Regions from separate parts of the Mus musculus genome. Here region 2 is linked to region 1. A link is a loop called in an ENCODE intact Hi-C map of the cell type or tissue named here. Cell type or tissue: heart. All regions are shown on one strand.

The links. A loop is a pair of places that touch in the nucleus more often than their neighbours do. Peaks named below come from ENCODE experiments on the same cell type or tissue, not always from the same donor. Only the 100,000 strongest peaks of a DNase experiment are listed, where the experiment ranks them.
Region 2: it touches region 1 in a loop (2.6-fold over the local background); 3 of 42 quality-filtered maps call a loop at or near these places.

The regions. Positions count from the first base shown.
Region 1 is chr19:32,384,053-32,392,052 of GRCm38, reverse strand. It overlaps Sgms1 (sphingomyelin synthase 1), which reads left to right and starts at 3,541. Exons shown (of 10, transcript NM_144792.5): 1 at 3,541-3,833. It overlaps 2700046G09Rik (RIKEN cDNA 2700046G09 gene), which reads right to left and starts at 2,837. Exons shown (of 2, transcript NR_033198.1): 1 at 2,677-2,837; 2 at 869-2,348. In heart, CTCF peaks have their summits at 4,521 and 5,373; DNase peaks (open chromatin) are centred at 2,882, 3,522, 4,452 and 5,212; H3K4me3 peaks cover 4,112 bases; H3K27ac peaks cover 3,755 bases.
Region 2 is chr19:32,195,759-32,203,758 of GRCm38, reverse strand. All of the region lies in intron 5 of Sgms1 (sphingomyelin synthase 1), which reads left to right. Among named protein-coding and RNA genes, the nearest start is that of Asah2, 97 kb to the right of the region's middle. In heart, CTCF peaks have their summits at 3,430 (motif pointing left) and 4,863 (motif pointing left); DNase peaks (open chromatin) are centred at 888, 1,498 and 7,418; H3K27ac peaks cover 3,903 bases.

The sequences.
Region 1 (8,000 bases):
AAAAATGTAGGGAGCCGGGCGTGGTGGCGCACCCCTTTAATCCCAGCACTCGGGAGGCAGAGACAGGCAGATTTCTGAGTTCGAGGCCAGCCTGCTCTACAAAGGGAGTTCCAGGACAGCCAGGGCTATACAGAGAATCCCTGTCTCGAAAAACAAAACAAAACAAAATGTAGGGAAAGAGGTTTGTGCACAAGGAGAAATTGGGCTGTACCCCTTGTCTAACCAAGGTCAGTCAAACAACTCCAGTCTTTGTTGATCAGTGGAAACCAAACAATTAGTGAAGCCAGGAGTCTCAGGCAGAGGAACAGGAATGAACTCAGTGCAGATTCTTCACAGATCTGTTCCTTAGGGCAAACACTTGGAAGGAGCCTTGTCATGGGCAGCTGGGTCCCCACTCACAGCACTGGCTTCAACTCAGGTTGTAGGTTGGCCAGATGTATTTAAAAGTCTGAGGAGGCCGTGAAGCCTTGCCCCTGCTGCTCAGGCTGTGTGGCCCGGGATTCTTCCACAGAGCCACATTTCCCTGCCTACCCACTGAAGCCCCTTGACCTTAGAGCATAGTGTGGGCTTTGACTACGTTCTAGTAAGTGGTGGTTGCCACTTACAGGTCAATGGGATAGAAGTGCGTTTTTCTCTTAGATTATTAATCGTTAGAAATGACCAACTTTGAAGTAGTCACTTTGGCGAGTGAAGTTTATGTCTCTGTACTTGTTTGTTGGTATTATTTTTAGCATGGCAGACACTGACTTGGGGATGACTCATTTTTACTGTTTCAACATTATCCATACTAGTCCACGTACTTGAGAAACCTAAACATTTTTAATGAATGTTTCTTATGATTTGGTAAGAAGTAGTGTTAGAATTCTCTTGTTTCTTAAAGTCATTTATTACTTCATATATGATGCTATGCCTGCCTGCATATATAGTGTAACTCTTGCATGCCTGGTGTTCTCTGCAGCCAGAGAAGGCATCAGATTCCAAAGAAGTAGAGTTTCAGATGGTTGTCAATGGCAAAGTGGGGTGCTGGGAATTGAACTAGGGTTCTCTTCAAGACCAGCAAGTACTCGTAACTGCTGAGCTACCTCTCCAGCCTCCTGTTAAGGTTCTTCATGGTTTAGTGGACTAGAAAAGGAACATTTCATCTTGATTATTATTATTTTTTGTACAGTGACTGACTTAAAAGTATGCCAACTCTGAAGCATCTCTTATGACCACGCCATTCAAGTTACTTTCAAGGCGAGGATTTCTCTCTAGATTACCATCCCTATATTTACTTAAAGCTCTGTTATGTATATTTTATGTGTGCCTTTTCTAAGAACCACTTTCTGAAATTGGAGTGAAATTTGGAGTATAAAATACTTGTATACTCTGCCCTTTTCATGTATTAGGAATACTCCTAAAACTTTCATAGAAAAATGTTTTCTTTTTCCTAAAAAACATTTCAAAGATACAGGGAGGGGGGAGGGGAAGAAAAACTAAACTAACTCTAATGCCTGGGACACACTTGTAACAAGTGTGTGTGGGGTGGGGAGGGAGAATTTTAAAGTCTGGATTCCATGACCTGCCAGGCAGCAGCTCGCTTGCTTTGACCTTGGTTACAGCAAATGCAAAGTAACACTGCAAAGAGCCAGCGGCTGTCCAGTACTTACTTCAAGACAGCAAGCCTCCTTTTTTTCCCTCTTAGGTGCAAACTGATGAAAATAACCAGCGGGGCTACTATAATCTCAGCCACTCCCTTGCTCTTGGTTGACACTCAAATAGAGCAGGTTAGTGGGTTGTCATTTAAAAGCAGTATGCGTCAGGCCACCCTTTCTTATCTCCCTGAGAAGTGCGATAGCATAGTGTCCTAAGGTGAAGAGGCCGGAGGTGCAGGAGAGGACAAGACCTTTAAGAGCTCACACAGGAGCAGACACATTTTAAATCCGATTTTTCACTGTATTTGGGGACAGAGGACGCTAAATTTTCAGCACCATACACGAAAAAGGGTCTCTACTGCTTAGGGAAAGCGGCCATCAGATTCACCTTGGGAGCTTGTTAACCAGGTTTCAGGACCGACCCCACTAGTGGCGTTTCTGATTCTGTAGGTTTAGGTGTGGTCGTGAATGTGTCGTTCTAACGAATTCTCGGGTAATGAGGATGCGGGCCCAGAGATTCCAGGACCCCAGGTGACACCATCACCATCCAAGCTAACCAGCAGCAGGAGAAAAGCATGGAGGAGAGCGACGGCTGTCCAAACATCTTTCGCCACCTTCATCCTCCGTCGCCGGGAATGGGTCAGAACAGGGAAGCAGCAGGAGGAGCGATGCCAGCGCCTTAGGAACGGGAACTCCTCTTCCCAACTTCCGCCCCTGGGGAAAAGCAGAAGCCATCAGCTCCAAGAGAGCGGCTCTCCAATTCTTAGCCGTTAGGTTCTGGCTCTGGAGACAGCCGGTCCTCCCGGTGTCACCGGCGTCGCAGTACCCTCGCTGTACCCCCGCTGTAGACTGGCGGACTGCATGCAGGTGAGGGCGGGGGCCTGTGCCTGGTGGGGAGGCAAATGGACTAGAGTCTGCCCGGATCCCGGACCCTTCTTCGTCTACGGCCCCGGAGAGCTGAAGATGGCTGCCCCGGAGCTCCGCGGACAGTCACGTGTCTCGCAGGCACGGCCGTTCCCCCCTCCCCGCCCCCAGACCAGACCCTGCAGGGTAGCGCGTCCCGGGCGACCCATGCCACGGTGGTACGAGCGGTCGGCCCAGAAGGCCGGAGCTACTGGAGGCTGCTGTCTCTGCCGCGAGATCACCGTCCTGGTACCGGGTTCCACTGCCCGAGCTGGAGATCTGCCGGCGACCCGCACCCCGTGGGGCCATTGGGCATGCGCAGTGCTCCGGCCCTGGTGCGGCGCTCTCCAGGTTTTCGCCGCAGCTCCGAGAGGCGGCGGGAGGTGGGGCCCGGACGGACTAGGGGGGAGGGCCCGGTTCTTCCCGAGAACTCCTGGGCCTTCACGCTGCCTGGGGCTGCGCGATTTAGGAAGCCTGCAGACCCCTGATTTGGGGGGGGGGGGGGGGGGGAGATGGTGGTTTTAAGGATTAGAGCTTCGGAAAAATGTCCCGAAGAGTTTGAGGTTCATCCATTTTAAATGATCAATCATAAGGGAGTCACAAGTGTCGCAGCTCTTGGGCTTGGTGGGAAAGAAAATGCCAGTGTAGTTCGCCAACAGCTGTCCCCGTAGGTAGTTTCACCAAGGCTGAGTTTGTGTCCCCAACCTTCTAGCCGCCTTTTGCCGCACAACTCTCGGGCTGGCTCCTAATAGGGCTTCTGATCCCGGAGGATGAAACCCACCATCTTTCTCTTCTCGTGGTTGGGGGGTGGTGGGGGCGAAAGGGAACCGCATCTCCAGTTCCCGTTTCTAGAAACAAAAAGGACTCCCCCCCCCCCCCGTCCCCACCCCCAGCACACCCCACGGCCAGCTGTCCTGCGGGACTCAGCTGGGTCCCTGGTCGAGCGTCCGCGGTCCCCGCCCCCTGGCCGCCGGGAACACCCGGAGGAACGGACTGGCGTCGCGCGGGAAGCCGACCCGGCTCCGCCGCGGACTGGGCATGCTCGGCAGCCCGAGGTTCCAAGTCAGAAGCCTTCTCGCCAGCTCGGCGGCGGCCGGAGCAGCGGCGGCGGGCTGCCGGCTGGACGGGAGCAGGGAGAGCCGGTTCGGGCGGGCTGCTCGTCCCGGGAGCCTGGCACGCGGACGGGAGAGCGGGATCGGGTGCAGAGTCCGCACGCCGCCCTGCCCCGGTTTCGTTCCGCGGCGCGGGGCTCGGCGCGTGGAAAGAATTCCGGCGGCTGCCACGACTCGCGTGCAAGTGAGTCGCGGGGCGGGGGTGGAGGGCCGGCCTCCGGGTCGCGAGCGGCTGGATCTGACCCGAGTCTCTCGGGCCAGGCCTGACCTCGGTTGACGGCGGGCGGGCAGCCGGGGCGAGGGGGCGTGAGCGCATACCGCGCGGTGTCGCGCGTACCTGGCGTGCGGTCCCCCGCGGCCGCTCGTGGGGGTGGGCGCGGGGGAGCGCTCTGGCGGCCGCGATCCCGGCTCCGAGGGGGCGGGCCGCCGGCGGGGCTCCCCCGCCAACTTGGGCGGGGAGGAAGGAGGAGGCGTCCGTGGGCACCTTTCCGAGGTGCTGCGTGCGGGCTGGAAGGCTGCCTGGTGTCACATTGAGGCGAGCGGACGGTAGCGGGGCCTGAGAGCCCGGGACTGAGGACCTTTCCAGGTGGAAGCCAGCCAGAGGTCCCGTAGTGCTTAGGGGTGGACCCCCAAAATCACAGCCCCACCCCCACAACCCTGGGCGGCAGAGTGACAGTTGGTACCTCCTGGCCTGATCGCAGCGGGGCCAAGAGTCCGCGGCTTTGGGATTCCCTTCAGCACGGCCCCTCGATGACCCCCAACGGCATAACAGGTGGGACCCCCCTTCCCGGAGGAGCGAGCCCCTTCCTTCCCAGGCGGTGTAACAGCCCCTGGCTCGCGACTATTCTGAGACCCCGCGTGTCCTCACCGCGTGGGGGTGTTAAAGGGTAAGGCCTGCAGGGGCATCTGCGTAGCTCTGGACGCGGTTCGTCCAGAGAATGAGGGGTCTGAGTGATCATAGGCGACTTGTCAAGGGCACATCAGTGGTAGCAGCGCTGCCTCTGCCCGGATTTTAAACCCACACTCCAACTGTCTTCCTTTGGTGGCCCCGGTGTCCTGGTCCATCTAACGGATTCTGGATAATGCTTGATCCTTTTTGACTGCCGGGCTAACAGTCGGGGTGGAGGATGCTATTGACCTGGGGAGCTGAGAGAATCCGGGCAGGTGCTTCTCGGATGTTTCATTTCACCTTCAGACAGGACCGAGTTCAGCGCTACACACATAAAAAAGACAGAAGGCTGGTTTCTGACGGGAAGTTTATTTTCAGTGTTCTGAGGCCTGCCTTCTGTCATCGCTTTCCTGAAATTTACCTTCTTCAGATTGGGGGTGTTTCTAGTTGGCTACCTGGTTATGGAAGTCGTGAATGCCTGTCTTGGTGTGCTGTCTGTCAACTCCTTACGCCTTGCCTTCTGGCACTAGGGGCTGAACATCAGCAGGGGTGGGGGCCAAGGGAGCAGAAAGGAGTGAGATTGATGAGGTCTGATCCTGGTGGAAGTTGCCTTCGATTTGGGAGGCAGTTTGGGTCTGAGGAGGCAGGGGAGAGGATGTCCAGGCGTTTCATTGGTCAGAGTGTTAAGTGTCCAAGGAAAAAGCCAGCTGGGGTTGGGTGCCGATGTGGTCAGTTTTTTTTTTTTTTTTTTTAAGGGAAGCCCAGGGATGTTTGGTGATTCAGCAGGTGGCAGGTTTCCAGCTCTGAAGCCTTGCCTTGGCCAAGCAAGCCAGCAAGCAAGCTGCAGAGCCTGTGCCCGCAGCTGGCGGTACCTAACTTTGGGGAAACCTCCCGGAGTGGCCTTCTTATGTGCACCAAGTCTTCCTTCTTGTTTTGCTTCCTGTTTCCTTCTGGATGCCCTGGTCCTTTGGGTTTCCTTAATGCTCCTTTTAAACTACGGAGCACATTTTAACGTCTGTATCACAGACCTGCTGGGTAGCAGGAGATGGCCGCCACAACCGTTCAAGTCAGGTAATTACTGTACAGAGAACCCCTTTCTGTTTCTGCTTCAGAGACCAAACATTTTTATTGTTAGTAAAATAAATACTTTTCTGCCACTTGTCACTGACATTGAACTACTTCACATACCAGGGAACTTAAAAAAAAAACCTACTAATTCAACATATTAAGTTATTAAAGGCACACATTGTTTAAAACATCTTACTCGGAGAACTCTACTGTCTTGCATGCTTGACCTGTATGTAGCTCAGTAAATGCTTATTCATATTTTAAAAAGTTTTTCATAACAGAAGAGCACTAGAATTACTAGAATTTCTCCTTTTTTTTTATGTCTATCAGTGGGATTCTTTCCTGAACAATTTTAGAATAAAGAATGCACAGCAATGTCTGTGTACGTTGTGTGTGTTGGGCACTGAAAGACCCTGGTGTTTTTTCCTAAGATGCAATTGCCCCTTGTTGACCATAGGTTCAGTTTTATATCAAGAGCTTGATACTTGTTCACATTTTCATTTCCAGCTTGGGGCAGGCACTTCTCTTGAGCTGGAGTCAAGGCGCTCTTTTGGGGCCAAGTCATAAAAACCTAAAGGAGGACTTGATGCTAGTTTTTAACTAAAATGTGCTCCGGACAGATATCCTATGTTCTTTGATAAAACCTCATTCCCTGCAAATCGTTTCAGGAGACCTGTAGGTTCCCGACTTTGCCATCCAGTGATAAACACTGCTGTAGAGAAGGTAAAAGCTGCCCAAGGACTGAGCAAACACGCTGGCCAGTGTTGCTCTTCCGAGACCGAGTACAGATGGCTGTGTCTTTGCGTGTTTCGGATGGTAGCAGTCTTTTTTCAGAACTTTCTTGGTGTATGCATGGGTGTTAAAGATTTTGGCTTGTTGGTTCAAACAAGAATATACATGCAAGGAGGAAAAAGGAAAGAGAATATAAATGTGTATTTGTTGCTTCCTAATGTACTCCATTCCACTAGCTGTGCTGTAGTTTGGTCACCTTAGTTAGGGTACCCAATCAGAAAAAAAGGTCAGGTTTTTTTTTTTGGGGGGGGGGGAATCAGTTTAGTTTGGTGTGAGGGACAGGGAATGAATGAAGGAGAAGAGAGGGCAGGTCCTGTGGCCAGGGAGATGGCTTGGTTCTGTAGTTGTGGCAATAAGTTCTGGTTTCAGTAAAACTGAATTGAGCTAGTGAACAGGTGTGGCTTGGTGTTCACTAGAATGCTTTATCTCCATGCAGAGTCTTATCTCAACGTCTAGACACACCGAACACTGATGGAGACATGCAAACATTCACACACACAGATTCGCAGATAGAGACACACAAGCAAAGAAGGGAGACACATACACGTAGACACACGCCTCCTTCGCCATAAGCCAAGAACCCCAGCTTCTTTCTAATCTGTCAAAGGCAAAACAAAACCTCGATGGAATGTTGCTTTTTGGAGGCTTGAATTACCTCATGCTACAATTGAGGAAGAATCCCTCTGCCTCAGTGGCCAGCTAGAGGAAGTGGCTTTTTTAGGTCAATGCAGATGAATGAGAACTTAAAATTTAGGTGTTTTTTTTTTTCCCCTCTCAGACATGGTCAGTTCTTGGCATCAGATCCTCTCACTGTACAAAGCCCCTTGCCTGTAGTTGGCATCTCCATTTCCTTCCATTCCCTCTGCTGCAAGAGGAGTCTTCTCTCACGGGGCGGAGAAGATTTTGTCCAGGCGCTGTGTGCATAGTTGTTAAAGATGTTGTGTTACGCCGGGCCTTTCATCCCAGCACTCGGGAGGCAGAGGCAGGCGGATTTCTGAATTCGAGGCCAGTCTGGTCTACAGAGTGAGTTCCAGGACAATCAGGGCTACAAAACAAAAGATGTTGTGTTACTGATGTGTCTTCAATGTGCATAAATGGTGCGGAGGCTGTGGATCAGGGGTAGGGTGCTTGCTCAGCACGCACAGGGCCCTGGGTCCCACTTGCAGTACTGCAAAAGGGAAGCACTAAAACCCTCCAAAAACCATTTATCTTGGAAGCATTCCAACATTTCCTGAGAGTTGGCAGAATTTTTTTCAATGTTTTATTAGGTTGTATTGTGTAAGTCTGTGCTTGTTCTATATAGCAAGGTGTCTGGTACTCTGTAGGGTATGATTATACACCTATATCTATGTCTATCTATCTATATTATATATGTGTGCATATATAATATATATATATTCATTCACCTAGTGTGTGTGTGTGTATGCAGTCATACATACACACATATTCATATATGTATATATGTATGTCTGTGTGCATGCTAGTGATAGATGCATAACTCATTTCCATCCTGTTATCAAGGGCAACACTGAGTGAAATGCTGGCTTCCCTCTCTTCCTGATGTCTGCGAAAGGATCCTAAGGGTGGTAGTTTTGGAAGCGT
Region 2 (8,000 bases), 190 kb after region 1:
AGTTATATCATGTTAGGCGTATTTACAACCTTGTTATTGTTTCATGTGAACATGAGATATTATTTGTGTCAAGTTGACAAGGGGTGGATTGTAGTGGCTATTCCTGGTTGTCAACTTGACAATATTTGGAATGAACTACAATCCGGAATTGGAAGGCTCACCAGTGACCCTTATCTGGAGGCTTGGAGATCCTTATCTGGATCTTGGTTTGAAGATCTTGAGCCATAGTGGCTATGGATTCCAGAAGATTGAATCTCCGAGTTAAGGAACACACCTTTAATCTGGGCTATGCCTTTCATCTGGGATTAAAGGTGTGGTGGAACACACCTTTAATCTGGGCTACACCTTTTGCTGGAGACAATATAAGGACATTGGAAGAAGGGAGTCTAGCTCTTGCTCTTGCTCCTTCGCCTGCTTGCTGCGTGAGACTGAGTAACTGCTAGATCCTTGGACTTCCATTCACAGCTGCGACTGAACCATTGTTGGGAATTGGGCTGCCGACTGTAAGTCATCAATAAATTCCTTTACTATTTAGAAATTATCCATAAGTTCTGTGACTCTAGAGAACCCTGACTAATACAGACATTATCTATGCACTCCTGCATCTTTTACAAGGTATAGACAGATGCTTTCAGTCAGTGGAGGGAGAGTAAAGTATCATTCTATGCAACTGACCTTGTTTAGGTCTCTAAAGGAGACTTCTCTAGAAAGAAATCACTTCTAAGTGGAATATTTAAGACTACTTGTTGATGATTGGAGACATTAGTTAGCCTCTGAGCACCCAGCGCCTTCTGCAGGCTCCTGGGCTAATTGTTAAGCCAGCTGTGCTGCTTTACACTGATCCAGTGTCTGGGTCAAAGGTAACACTTGGACGGCTTGAGGAACAACGGCCTCTGAGGTAGCCCAAAGGACACCGCTGGCGGTTGGAAGGCCCCCTTAGGTGGTGAATGGGAAATGGGAAAATAACTTGTTGAGTTTTAAACATCTAAAATCTAAAGGCATAATTAAATCAAGATGGTCCATCTCATCTATTGGTGTTACAAAGCCTGGACACCAAGGGGTGATCCTTCATCTCAGCTGTTGAGATGTTTCTCAGTGGCTCAGAGGGAGGTGAATTGCCCCGCCTTGTATTTAAAGATTTGGATGGTCCACTCTCTTTGTTAGAAGTCACCATCAAGCATTGTCATTTCCCCCTGTGGTTCTTATAGCTGTCAAACAGTGCCAGATTTCCTTATGTGAAATGATCCCCAGGATAATTTTGGTTTGAAACAGATTTTCCAAGCGATCTAAAAGGTCCTTGGTGCCTCCATGCCTGAGTCTCAAAGTTCACAGAACAATATATTTACTCAGGAAGCTTGAGGTTTTCAAATATTAACTGAGCAAGCAGGAGACTCTTGATGGGTATTTTGATACACGTGGCTGCCTCGGGGCCATTGATCTTTGTTGACTTTTTTTCCGGAAGCTCTTTAGCTCTGAATTTGTGCTTCCCGCTCCTCAGGAAGTACACACTGGGTCTTTCCAAGTGTGAAGCCAAACACTGGATCCTGGGCTTTCCAGGAAATGCCCTTTCATAAGAGCACACCTGCAACGTTTGACATGCCTGGTGGGAATAGTTTTCAAGTTAGGTTGGTCCTTCATTTAGTGTTAAACTTGCTTTTTCAAATGATGAGGTAGGGGCCAGAATGATGGCTCCATGCATACTCATTGGCTGAGAGTACACACTGTGTTTGTAGAGTTCCTGAGTTCGTTTCCAGCACCCATGCCAGGCAGCTTACAACCATCTGTAACTCCATCACCTGGGAAATACGGTGCCCCTAGCTTCCAAGGGCATCTGCATTTATGCCCCTGTATACATAATTAAGAACAATACAGATAACTTTAAAGGGGGAATAATGAGGGAAAGGACATGGGAGTGGATAAGATTTAAAGTTAGAAGATGGGCAAGGTGCAGCATCTCTCAGCAGAGGTGGCCTTCTGCAAGCACACCGTGATGCAGGAAAGCAAAGCCACCTGCCTGGAAGACCCACTGGGGCACCTAGTCCAACTCAACCCCACCTCTTCGCCTTTTCCATCTGTCTTACTTGGAACTCCCCACCTCTCCAGCCAAGAATGCCTTGGCCACCCCCTCAGATCTCTGCATCCTAGCTATCTGAAGTGACAATTATGCTCCAGGATGTTGAAAGGGAATACCAGGGCTTGAGGGTGTAGCTCAGTGATAGAGCATTTTCAGAGCGCCCATGAGGATCTCAGTCACCTCCTTGCACCAAAACAAGCAACAGCAAAAAAGAAAACCAAAACCAAAAATACACACAAGAAAAGAACTCACAAACAGAACATGCTAGTGTGATGGTCTAATTGCATGGGAATAATCTTAGAACAATCACAGGAAAGAAGGATGTCAGAAAGTAGGTTTTCAAAAGCAGGTAGATGGTCAGTTCTAAAGGCATTGGACCAGAGTGTGTGGCGTTGTCTAGCAGAATTGTAAAATATGTTTGTGAAAAGATGGGTGAGGATAGAAAGAAAAGATAGAAAGCCAGCGATGAGAGCTGGGGTGTTAGCCCATGCCTGTAATCTTACTCCTTACAAAGCAGAAGCAAGCACATCTGGAGCTCAGGGCCAGCCGGGGCTTCATGGTGTGACCCTCAACATCTCAGTATTGCACATGTGCTTGCTAAGGAACTTGTGTTCATTACCTCACTTCTTTCTTAATGGAGGCGTCAGGCAAGTATTTCAGGACAGTGACATAGGTGTGGCGTGTCAGCCTTAGTACGCCATTTAAAGTGCTGGGTGTTCTCTATCCAAGAGGGAAAATGTGGGTTGGATAGCGCTATGGATATGTGAGCTGGCCGAGAGGACAGTAGTGTTAGACTGAAACAGCAATCCTGATGGACATGATTTGATAAATCTGGGGAGCTCGGATTGCTAGAGGTGGAGTATCTAGAAGATGCTGTTTCCGTAGTTCTTGGATTCACTGCAGCTAACAGCAAAGAACTGGGACTCTGGACCAGGGAACCAGGTCTTGGATGACTTATTATTGAACACCTTGGGCCTCCATTTCCTTAGTCACAAAACAGAAATAGAAGAATACTTATCACATTAGAGGTGGACGACATGAAGGATTTAACGTTGAAAATTCTCTGGAGAAGTGCTCCAGAGCAGTAGCAGACGTCATTCCCTACCCTTGGTGATTCGCTGTTGCTGTGGCCTCTTTTGCTTTCACAGGACTCCTTGAGCAAAAGGTAGCTTGTCCTGGGTTTGCCTTGAAATCTACATCCAGTGTGCACAGTGCAGTAATCATTTGAGCTGCGAGTCAAAGATACTGAGTTTGCTCACTGTCAAGAAGCTAGATAAGATGTTGCTTGTTTAGTAGAATGATGCAGATAGCCTACACCAAATTCTGCATGTGCCCTCTGGTGTTTGCCAGTGAAGAGCTGTGGCTTGGCTTTAAGAGGAATATGTGCTGAATTAGGGGGTAGCAGACTAGTTCCTGAATTTAGTACAGATTTTCTTTGTGCAATTTGGTCAACTGACTGTAGTTCTCCTTAGAGACCAGTGTTACCTTCTAGAGGACATATAACATCTGGACATAAGTGGAGCCAAGCATGCTGCTATCCATCTTACAGGCACAGGATGGTCCCATGACAAGGACTTGCCCTGTCCAAACTGTCAGTAATACAGGGTTGAGAAATCCCGGCTTCACAGTTGAATGCTTGCTGTGTTTGTGAAATTGGAATAGCTGTTTTTGCTTGGGCAGTATCACCAGCTAGCTGAAAGAATGTAAAAATAAGCCTGCAATGAATAGGTCACAGAGAAGCTGTGGAGTTAAGTGGAAATCCAATGGCACGTGGCTCTGAAGGGAACTAGCTGCTAATAGAAATGAAAAGAATCAGGATGTGGAGCCTGAGGTAGAAGACCAATTTAACAATTTTTTATTTTATTATCTTATGTGTATGAATGTTTTGTCTGCATATATGCATCACATGTGTACAATGCCCAAGGAACCAGAAGAGGGGTCATATACCCTGGAACTGGAGTTAGGAATGGTTGTAAGCTGCAGTGTGGGTGCTGATAACTAAACCAGGCCCTCTGGAAGAGCATATAATACTGTTAGCTGTCAGACTATTTCTTCAACCCCAGGAATATAATTTTCAGAGGCCAGTCTGGCCAGTCCAGAGAGAAATGACCTTGTCCTAGGATGCACTATCAGGCCTTTATCAGCCTGACTGAGGGTGGGCTTGTCCGTATGCTTTGGAGTTCAGATCGCCTACGTACAAAGCCTGACTTGGAGTGTGGGCTTGCTGCTGTCCCTGAACACCACAGGGTGTATCTTAACCTCACATGGTGCCATGTCTGGCCATTCAGGTAGACGCCATCATGGATGGCTGCTCCATGCCAAGTGTGTGGAGCTTGTCGCCCTCTCCAGTCAGCAGGTACCATCATGACCTGCATTATAGTTTACTGTTCTCACATTATTCAGTTGCCATTTTTACCTCAGTGCTACTTGGGCTGTGTTTTAGCACAGATGATTAGGGCCCCACCTTGGGCTGTGGTGAATCCAAGAAGACTCCCCTCCAAGCTGGGCTGGCTTCACCTGCCTTGCTTGTCTACCCCAGGAGTGCCCTTCCTATCCAGTCCTAAACACAGGAATATGATGGCCATCCCTATACTGTTACCTTTTGTTATAATGTAGAAATACTGAGAAGAAAAAAAAAAAAAAAAGGGAGCTGGAGAGATGGCTCAGCGGTTAAGAGCACCGACTGTTCTTCCAAAGGTCCTGAGTTCAAATCCCAGCAACCACATGAAGGCTCACAACCATCCGTAACGAGATCTGGCGCCCTCTTCTGGAGTGTCTGAAGACAGGTATAGTGTACTTACATATAATCAATAAATCTTTAAAAATAAAAAAGAAATATTGAGAAGACCATCATCAGGAGCCTAGTCACAAAGGACATGTCGGGCTCTGTTCTGTGAGTGACTCACACATGAGCAAGCAGGCCCTGTCACTTCTCATCTAAACTGTACAAACTACCAATAGCTACAGAAATCCCTGATCAAAGCAATTCATGACTAATGAGTTGCAGAATTTTTAGTGTGGTTTTTTTATTGCTAAACATTCTTGGAAGTGTATGAAATATACTTTGGTTTGGTTCTTCGGATCATAGCATGGATCCAATATCTTGAACATTTTAGTTGCTGTGGTAGTTTTAAAGTTTCTATAAATTCTAAATTACCACTGCTATACTGAAATGATCTCTTATAGTTAACTTCCATTAATTGTGATTTTTGTATGTTGTATATTGTCTTTTTTTTCTTTCTTTCTTTCTTTCTTTCTTTCTTTCTTTCTTTCTTTCTTTCTTTCTTTCTTTTTTTGAGACAGGGTCTTTCTGACTACTATATCCTAGTTGTCCTGGAAAGTGCAGTATAGTCGAGACTGGCCTTGAACTCATGACAATCCTCCTGCCTCTCAAATGCTGGGATTACATGTGTGAGCTAAGGCTCATGTGTGAGAACTCAGTGTGGATTCTAAAGTGCTGAGCTGCTGGATAATCAGTCCAGGGACCTGAGAGAGATACTTCTTAAAGCCTTAGCTTGTGCTCTAAGGAGCAGATATCTCAGCAGAAAGAGCAATCAGATACATTTGCGTTATGTCCATGGGAAAGTCAGAGATAGGAAGTTCTTAGCCGAGAGCCAACAAAGAGAATGCTGTTTATAACTTGAACAGGGCTGGACCTCAAAGAGATGTACCCTGAGAATTTCATAGGCCTGTGAGACTCCAAAGGAATCCTCTTAGGAAAAGAGCTGAGGGATGGACTGGGGTATCTGCTCAGGGAAGCCTCACGGAATGATTTTCCCCTGGATTGAAGAAACAAACAAAATCCAGAAACACAAAGCAAGCCTTCTAATGTCACCCTTTCCTTAGAGTGTCTACCCACTAGGTTTGGATTCTCATGATTCCATGCCATGTCGGTCCTGGGCTGTCACTCTTCCCAGACTCCTTCTCTTGAGAACTTAACAAGGTCGTCTGACTAAGTCGTGTGCCCGTGTAGGGTAGTAACATGTTCTTAGCCAGCAGTGTGCCAAACCCTGACTAAATAAGGGAGTCTCTTTTCTCAGTGAAGTCTTCTTTGTATAGCTAAGCAGTGGGGAAGATGATTCAACTGAGAATTCAGCCTTTAAAGAATGTAGATGTTACCATGGTTAAGTATGAAACGTACCTTGTGCGTTTATGTAAACAGAACCCAAATATAGCTAATATCGTGAGCAGCCACCACTCCAGGGACTGGAAAGGAGTGCCTCTCACCGCTGAGCTCTCTAGATCTTGATTCATACCTCACTGCAGAGGATGTGGTCTTGGCACATTGCATACACAAGAAAGTAATATGGTGCCTTGCTAGTTTAACTTGCTACAAACCTACCTTCAGAACTTAACTCAAAATATTTCTTTAGAAGGGCCAAGGATGGCAATTCAGAGGGAAAGGTCACCCAGGAAGCATCTTGCTCCAACACTGTTGAAGGCAGTCTGCTCTGTGGGGACCCTGGAGCCACAAAGTGAGCCAGGAAGTGTAGCTCTTTGCTCTAAAGTGTCTCGAGTGTGGCCAGCCCACAAATGAAAAAACAAGCAAATAAGCAAACAGACAAACGTGTAGGCCGGGTCCCAGATTGGAGTTTGGCAGTCAAGCAGTGAAGGGCAAGTTTGTTCCTGAGAGGCAAATAGGCGTCGTGTTCCCCAGACAGAGCCACCTGCAGGAGCAGACACGACAGAGTCACAGCAATCTTCACGCTACCTTGTGGTAAAATGTGCTTCCCTGGTGTTCCCAGGAAGGTTCAGAGATGGCAGCACCGGCATACTGACTAGGACATAATTGTTTCATGTATCAATAATTAAGTATTGAAATGAGGCGGAAAAGGAGAAAAGATGATGTTAAGTGTGAGTGTGTGTTTATGAGAGGCATGATATAATAAAGAAAAAACTAGCATAGATGCAGAGAAAGAAAGGGCGTTTACAAATGCCTATTCAGGCAAATAGGGGACAAATCGTAATTGAGTAATTAAAGTACCAGAGTGTACAGTATTTTAGGTATTCCTTAGTCCTGACATGGGGAGAAGAAGGTTCTGTCTTCACAGGATTCCCGAGTCCTGCTGTTCATCCTGGCAGTTGTTTCACACTTCTTAAAACTTCGTTTGTTCCTGGCCTGTCCCTGTAGTGACTCAATACTGAGGGCTGATTGAAGATTAGATTTCTGTTTCTTGTTTGCCTCTTAAGCCTTGGGAGGCATTTGGAGCAGCTTTTATCAAGTGTCACATGGCCCAGTGACATTTCACATGTCTTGCCTAATGCCTGTGAAGGGACATGACACAGCTGAAGCTGGCGCTGCCTGTGAAACCATTAGAGGATTTTATCTCTCGGAAGAGTTTGATGATACACTCCAGGGCTCTGGTTTTATTCATCCCAGGTAGGTGTTCTGTTTACTCATGACTGCAGTTCTTGCTGACGTGCGCTCTGGCTCCTTTCTCCACAGCTTTGGCCTGCCAGGTTTCTCTGTGGTCCCTTGCATTATAAGACAGTGCAGTGTGTCAGTCAGTGTTCTGTTTGGTATGTTAGACATACCCAGCCTTATTTAACCTTGACTCCCAATTGTCCTGTCTCCTCTGCCTTGCCTTCTTTTCTCCACTTCTGGGCCCTTCTTATGTTATCTGAACCTCATAGCAGCCCTGAAGGACCTGATACTCATTAGGTGGATCTGAGGATGGTTCAGATATTAAGGCTTGTTATAAATTCTTTTTAAGTTTTCTGCTTATAGTTTAAACTAGATTTTGTTGGATAACTGCATAAAGCAGAATAGACACTTGTAATCTTACATCCTGATAACCACGATAACATAAAAAAAATAAAAGCAAAACATGTTTGTGGTTAGTACACAAACTTTACAGAAGCTATTGATGAGATGTATAGGCTGCCATCGAATGTGTTAATATACTTGTGGGTTTTTTTTTTCCCC